Regions from separate parts of the Mus musculus genome. Here region 2 is linked to region 1. The links are chromatin contacts, found by Hi-C or POLR2A ChIA-PET in ENCODE. All regions are on one chromosome and are shown on one strand. Each heading gives the region's core, a stretch centred on a gene start or an enhancer-like site at or near the end of the contact. The rest is flanking DNA. Distances are from core to core; before and after follow the strand shown.

Region 1 (3,789 bases), core at 1,166-3,665:
TGCTAGTGTATGCAATGGTGTCAGCGTTTGGAAGCTGATTATGGGCTGGATCCCTGGATATGGCAGTCTCTAGATAGTCCATCCTTTCGTCTCAGCTCCAAACTTTGTCTCTGTAACTCCTTCCATGGGTGTTTTGTTCCCAATTCTGAGGAGGGGCATAGTGTCCTCACTTCAGTCTTCATTCTTCTTGAGTTTCATGTGTTTAGCAAATTGTATCTTATATCTCGGGTATACTAAGTTTCTGGGCTAATATCCACTTATCAGTGAGTACAGGGGGTCTAGCGTTAAGAGACAAATCTGTGATTAGCTCAGAGTGTTGGGTATAATTTATTTAAAACAAACAGTTGTGCTTGTCCAGTGTTGGTAGGTATAGTCCTTAGGCTACATCAGAGGACGTTCAGGCTCACTCAGTGTGCTGAGTCAGGATACTCTGGTGTTGTAAGCTCCTCTGGTATTGCAGCCTTACCCCCCCCCCCCCACACACACACACACACACAACTGCTCTTAGGTGGTCTTGCCTACTTTTAGTAGTGCAGGATAAGATGACACAGAACAGAAAGCAGCAGAGACTGGAAAGCAGTGGCGGCAAAATGGCACACACAGAAGTAGCAGGTACCCTGTGTCTAAGGCGGCAGAAGTGAACAGTCCTAGCAGCTGAGGTAGAGAGCCAAGACTAACGGATAAAACCTTATAATCAGCCAGAGAAGAGCAAGGGCAGGCCCTGGCACCACAAGAGCTCCAGATAGCTGTTAAGCCTTCAGGGCCAAAGGTCTCATCCTGGGCCAAGAGCTGCCAAGGGTTGAGGAACCCCAGTGTTCTAGACTTACAAACCGGAACATTTGTAAGGTTGAGTTATGAGGGCTGCAACACTAGAGGGTGCCACTTGCTGCTGCTTCTGTCGGGATTCAGCCACCACTCACTGCTGCCTGACAGAAATGAAGGCTACAAGAGACCAGCTCCTCACTTGCTTCCCCTGCCTATCCTTCCCACAATTCCTATCCAACTGTGCAGTCAAGCAAACCTCAGCCAGCTGCCTGGTGACAGGACTACAGGAACAAACCATGGGAGTACAAATTGTTTCAGACCTCTCAGCTCTATAAAGTTGCAAGATGAGCATTATCCCATCCTGTTAGCATCTATTTCATTTTGAAATTACATTGAATATATTTTTGGCTATTTTGTATAATTCTACTTTGAATACTTTTTCCTTTGAAGCACAGCTAAGTGATTTACTTGTGGGTTCCTATCCAACAGGTCTCAGCAGAAAATAACTTTTTTTTTTTAAGACTTAAAGAGAAATGCTGAGTGGAATACACGGAAATAAGAGTGAAGGAAGGAGGAAGTGTTAGCTTGGTAGTAACTGTTCATGGGTAGTGGTCAGTTCTAATGGAATACTCCACTGACATTTAGGAAATATAAATAAGTACCTGGGAGCTGGAACTAGGATCCTCTGTGGCAAAGATCTTCCTTCGATGTTGGTGTTATCTCACCATGCATGAAGACAGGCCACTATCCCAACCCTCCAAAAAAGGCCAGGCACAAGGAAGCCAGAGAAGAGATGTCTAGATTGGTCCCATTCTGGTGGCAGGAGGGAGTGTTCCCTAAGACAAATCATGAAAGATGAGTTAACTTGACCCCCCCCCACTCCCCCGCCCCCCCCCAAAAAAAAACGGCACGAAATACAGGCCTCGCCAAACGGGGATAGAGGTGGAGAGATGAGTTGTCCTGTGAGACCTGTCAAGCCATGATCTCAAATGGGTGGTCTTTCTCCTACTCTGGCTCCAACAACTTTGCGATGTCTGCGGAAATGTTTGGTGAATCATACGTTCAAGCACCCTTACATAAGGCAGGTTCGCCAGACGGCCGCAGTTTTGCAATAACTATGACTTTAAGGGCCCTGAACACGAGCTTTGAAGTGAGGCTTTGTCTGTGTACACACTTGACACATTTGCCCAAAAGTTCAGAGCACTGGGAAGAAAACGGGCCGTTGTGAGGGCGGGCAGTCACAGCCACAAAAGGGCATAGCAACCAGAACGCCACCGAGGTGGAGGGCCGTGCTGCGCAGGCGCAGCTGTCCCCCGACCCCACCCACCCCCGTCGCGCGCTCGCAAAGGCCGGAAAAGAGTCTGGGGCCTAGGGAGCGCGCGTGCGCGTTAGAGACAGAGCTAGGCTTTGGGGAAGGGGGCGCGGCACACGCATGGCTTCCAAAGCCAACATGGTTCGTCAGCGGTTCAGCCGGCTGAGTCAGGTGCGGCCGGGGGAGGAGCCAGCCCTTCCCAGTCCCTCCTCGGCCTGGTCTCGGCTCGCCCTCTCTGTCTCCTGGGCGCGGACTCAACGGCCGCCCGGCCCCGCCTTAAAGGCCAGGCCGTCCCGCCCCGATGCCCCTTCGTCCCCACCCCTCCGGCCCCGCCCCCAGCCCCGCCGGCTCCGCCTCCCGCTCTCGCCGCGGAGTCGCTCCGGTCTCGCCGCTCCCCTCCTCCGCCCCGCGTCCTGACTCTCTTCCCTCCTTTCCCTCAGAGGATGTCCGCCTTCCAGATCAACCTCAACCCGCTCAAGGAGCCGCTCGGCTTCATCAAGATCCTCGAGTGGGTGAGTGCAGCTTGCGACGCCGACCTCGCCCGGTCCAGCGCGGGGCGCCTTGCCGGGAGGCGGGGACGCGGTCGTGAGGGAGTCCCCCACGCTCGAAGGCCGCGGGGCGGAGATGGCGGCCGGCGTCGAGTCGAGTCGCCGGTGTGGGCGGCTTCTCCCGGCCGCCCCTAGCCGCGGAGGCGTGGAAGCTCGCTCGCTTTTTTTTCTCAGGCTCCACTGCCATCCGCAAAGGAAGACAGGATTTCCTGCTGCGGTCCAACTGATACCGACCGCCCGGAGGCCCGCGGCTTCCGCGGGCGAGGCTAGACCTGGGTTGCGCCCTTCGCTGGCGGCGGGTATGGGCTCCTGTTAAAAATAGTGTGTGTCAGAGAAGCCGAGGCAAAGCCCTTGCCCCGACGCATTAAATTGTCGGCCCATTTAACGCCTGGCCTGGACGTCGAGATTGTTTATAGCAACATCCTGCTTGGAAAGTCAGCTTTCTGCCCTTTCCTGCCAAGCAATCATTAACATCAAAGGAGACTTACAAGTTAGACCTTGTCACGTGCAGCTAGTTTATCAAGCTCTGCGATTTTCCTTCAAACTTAGCGGCCCACTATAGTTGGGTGCTGACTTGAAGAGTTAATGTAAGCACTTGGCATTTATTTGCCCCGTGTGCAGTCAGGTAGTGTTTCGTAGCCGATAACGTTTAATTCCTTCACAGTTCATGTTGAGGGTGAAAAATAAGAACTCTCCGGTTTCGTGCGTGTGTTTTAACGAAGAGCTTGAAGTTCTCCGATGACTGATGACTGCTCGCTCTGATTTTTGTATTTACACTTTATGCCTTCAATTTTGTGAAAACTGAAATGCTGCTCTTGCAACTGGCAAAAGACACGTGACTTTCTGTGCAACCCTAAGTTTAGAAGAAGGTTGTTATTTTAATTCCAAAAGTCATAGGGGAGAAATCAAAGAAATGTGTGTTAAGAATGAACCTTACATTTAGTCTCATTGAATGTTACAATTCAGTTTAATAATTTAGATTTTCACTTAAGTAAGAGGCAGCTTATATCTTTTCTTGAATATTTTAAAGTAGGAGTAATTTTGTTGTGTGCTGAAATTATCTTTAAGTTTCTTAAAATAATACTTTGAGTTTGAAAACCTTTTATTACACAGGCAGTAAGTTTGTAGTAAGACTATAGAGTGTTAATGGTGTAGTGAGTATTT
Region 2 (3,913 bases), core at 18-2,517, 36 kb after region 1:
ATGCAGAAACTCGTAACCGATCAAAGCACAGAGAATAAATGTCAGCACAGTGCTCAGCCACAGATGGGGCGTCTGCATCCCCCTCTCCCCAGCTCAGGGACCATCTCTGAAGGCCGGTGGAAAGATTTGAAGAGCCGGAAGTCAGGGAGGACCAGAAAAAAACAGTGTCTTCTGAACATGGCAGAGTCACTGCCATCATGAACTCATAGCCACTGCATATGATGCTGTGCACAGGTGCCTGCACAGGACCCCCAGAAGAGAGTGAGCATCCCTTATCCAAAGTGTCTGGAACCAAGTGGTTTGGAGTTCAGACATTTTGGTTGGGCGGTCTTTGAAGAGTGAACACTTGAAGAGAAGACAAGGGTGTTTGGTCATGCACTTATAAAAGGGAAGCATCTTGGCAGAGGGAAAGGCAAGACAAAGGTGCAGAGGTGAGAGGATGTGCATCAGAGATCATTCAGGAGGAAGTGACATATGAGTGTTATAGAATATGGCATTTATTTAGAAGATTAGATCTGAAACCATGGTGGATGTAGTGGCTTGAATATGCTTGCCCCATGGGAAGAGAGACTATTAGCAGGCGGGGCCATATATATATATATATATATATATATATATATATATATATATATATATATATAGCCTTGTTTGAGGTAGTGTGTTACTGTGGAAACGGGAGTTTAAGGTCCCGTATATATGCTCAACTCTGACCAGTGTGATCCAGACCATCCTCCTCGATGCCTACATAAGACAGTCTCCTTCCGGTTGCCTTTGGATCAATGCGTAGAACACTCAGCTCCTTTTCCAGCACCATATCTGCCTGCCTGCTGTCATGCTTTCCACCATGATGATAATGGACTTAACCTCTGAAGCTGTAAGGCAGCCCCAATTAAATATTTCCTTTATAAGAGTTCCCTTAGCCACGGTGTCTCTTCACAACAATGAAACGCTAAATAAGACAGTGGGGAACCAATGGGAGAGTGCCTCTGCTTTGAGCAACAGATCCAAAGTCCTGGTAGACCAGCAGGACCAGCAGTCTGGGAATATAAAGCAGGGGAACTAAAAACTAGAGAAAAGCAGGACTCTGTGAAGTCTAATTGGAGCCCGTGAGAACCTAGATGGACACCTTAGAACTGGCTCAGTCTCTGTGCCTCCGCTCAGTCACACAGGAGAACAGCTGCCCTTTGCAGAGCGCCACATTCCGCGCTCAGGATGCCGGGAAGGTAAAGGCAATCTGGCAGCTCTGTCCCCATCAACAGAGAAAGTGACACAGATCAGCAGCAAGCCATGTGAGCTGCTGCAGCGCCCGGTTTCCTCCCACGTGATCTGCTACAGTGCTCGGCTTCCTACAGTGGCCTGCACAGCCCGTTAACAACTGTTTCATTGCTGCATTCCACTCTCCTTACCCTGTTGTCTAAAAAGAACAGAGATCAAGAGCCAGCAGGAATTCTAGGCGGTGTGATTCAGCTTAACTAAACTGACACGCCTTAAAATCAGGAACTGCAAAGATGTCAGTGTGGCCAGACAGGGGTGAGTTCGGGGCTAACTGGTAAGGGATGACTACAGAGTATGTTCTGAATGAACCATACCTGAATAAACATCTGAATAAACACAGGTGACTTCTTCCAACTGTGCCTAGAAGCAACTCACTAAATGTAGTGCTGTAGTTTTCCAGGCTGAAGAAACGCCATCAAGAAATATAGATAGAGGGCTAAGGAATAACACTGGTAATGAAAATTTTAACAAATGCTAGAATTTCCCTTTGAAAACATGGGTATCTGAGAAGAAGTAACCCATGATTTGGTCCTAAGTAATGGGGGTGAGTGGGTGTGGCCTGGAATAGGACCTTGAGTTCAGGAAATAGGACTAATCTATGAGTTGAGGAAGCCCCTCCCCTCCATTCCCTTCCCCCCTCCCGACCCCCACACTTTATAATGTTGCTTGCTTTTGTAATTTCATGGGAGGGCTTAAGGCTTGCAGATACCCATTTAAGACTAACCTCATGACCTAGCTCAGTGTCAGAACGTCAGCTAGATGTGGTAGAGCTCATGGTCACTGGGTACCTTCTTGGAGTCACTTGCAGCTATGTGTGGCTTTGTGGCTAAGCAGAGGATCTCCTTGGTGCTGGAATTGCAAGTGGATATCACCAAGGTGGCTTTTTAATGTAGGTTCAAGGAATTGAAGTAATATTCTCTTACTGGCTTAGGCAAATACTTTGCAAAGAAGTCTTCTCGTCCCCAGTTGTCTTAGTGTTCTATCGCTGTGAGGAGATGCCATGACCACAGCAACTTGTATAAAGAAACATTTCACTGGAGCTGGCTTACAGTGCAGAGGTTCAGTCCATTATCATCATTTCAGGAAGCATGGGCAGACATGGTGCTGGAGAGGTAGCTGAGACTTCTACATCCAGATAGGCAGGTAGTGACACACTGGGCCTGGCTTGAGCATCTGAAACCTAGCTCAACCCCCTGTGATACACTTCCTCCAACAAAGCCACACATGTTCCAACAAGCCCACAGCTCCTAGCAGTACCACTCGCTATGGGTCTATGGGAGACATTTTTGAAAAGCAGTGAATATCAAGCACCAATGTAGGAGGAAAAAGGGTATGATTGACAGGTTAGGACAGAGTAGAGGCTGTTGCTTCTCCGGCAGAGATAGTAGGAGTGGATGGGGGGGGACAGGGGGGATTGTCAGCCTCTAGCTGTCTAGAGCGGTCTAGTTCAGGATTGTCAGCCTCGTTGTGTTCATCATTGCATGAGAGTGACGCAAAGGCAAAAGACCAGCTGTACACTAATAAGAGTGGACCGTTCATTGAGAATGTTTATCAATACTTCAACATATTTCAGTGAATTTTTTTAAAAGCGTATGTCCATGAGAACTGTAAAAGAATTTTCCCTCAATCCCACTACCCAAAGGCAGCAAACAGTTCCTTAAACATTGAGCTAATGACCTGGAACATGCTTTCAAATGAAGTGTGCAGTGTTGCAGTTCTCCTCAACCAATCACCAAGCAGAGCCCTGTGACACTCTCTGCAGTTAAGGCCAGGGGATAGAAAACCTTGGCTCTGAACTTTCAGGATAGAAACAACCACAGTGTCCTGTAAGCCTCTTTAGGAACAGGTTTCCATTTGTTTATTTTAAAATCGAGCTCCAAAATGGTCATCTAAATTCTAGCACTAGAAAGTATTGCAGGCTAAGTGTTCATCTAAGTGCTAACATTTGTCTTAGATCAGGTTTATACTGTCATATGCTTTATAATTTTCTTCTGTGTGATTGTTTATCAAAGTTTTTATATTATACACTCTTCATTTTCCATACTGCAACATAGAAAGCAGTTCTAATTCAGAAAGAGTAACAACAGAAAAAAAGAAAGAAAGAAGGAAGGAAGGAAGGAAGGAAGGAAGGAAGGAAGAAAGGAAGGAAGAAAGATAGAGAGAGAGAGAGAAAGGAAGGAAGGAAGGAAGGAAGGAAGGAAGAAAGAAAGAAAAGAAAGAAAGAAAGAAAGAAAGAAAGAAAGAAAGAAAGAAAGAAAGAAAGAAAGAAAGAAAGAAAGAAAGAAAGAAAATAAAATAAAAGGGTTTCATTTTGCCTAATTTTGTTTTTTGGTCTTTTTTTAGCCTATTCAAGATCCTCCTGCCTCGGACTCTTGAGTGTTACACCATGGTTCATGGAGGTGCTTTAAAAGCAACATCCTTAGACAAGCTCACACACAGTGCTTACCACCTCATAGACAGAGCCTCACAGGTAGTCATGGGATACTGTGTAAAGTAAGTGACCACACATAAAATTCCAAAGAAAACTCATTACTCTAAGTTTCTCCTGTTTCCAACTATCTGAACTTGGGACTGAGGCCTTCCTTCCAACCTCAGGGTTAGTATAAGGGCCTATGGGCTGCCAGCATGCCAAGGTCAT

The links. A loop is a pair of places that touch in the nucleus more often than their neighbours do. ChIA-PET counts read pairs that join two places held with the same protein, here RNA polymerase II (POLR2A).
Region 2: a loop to region 1 is called in a map of left cerebral cortex, with 2.8 times the contacts of the local background. The contact joins the enhancer-like site here to the promoter of Sypl in region 1. A Hi-C loop is called at or near these places in 3 of 37 maps with a recorded cell type or tissue (all left cerebral cortex). POLR2A ChIA-PET finds 5 or more read pairs at or near these places in 3 of 5 experiments (Patski and embryonic stem cell).

What each region holds. Positions count from the first base shown.
Region 1 is chr12:32,951,771-32,955,559 of GRCm38, forward strand. Sypl (synaptophysin-like protein) reads left to right here and starts at 2,416. Exons shown (of 5, transcript NM_198710.3): 1 at 2,416-2,589. The coding sequence starts at 2,521. 4933406C10Rik (RIKEN cDNA 4933406C10 gene) reads right to left here and starts at 2,019. Exons shown (of 6, transcript NR_044986.1): 1 at 1,735-2,019; 2 at 1,428-1,601.
Region 2 is chr12:32,988,616-32,992,528 of GRCm38, forward strand. No RefSeq gene overlaps it. Among named protein-coding and RNA genes, the nearest start is that of Gm40874, 5.5 kb to the right of the region's middle. Within about 2 kb of position 1,268, at least 3 of the 3 ENCODE cell types and tissues checked have a DNase peak (open chromatin) inside an H3K27ac peak, as active enhancers do; they include left cerebral cortex, where a contact is called at or near this core.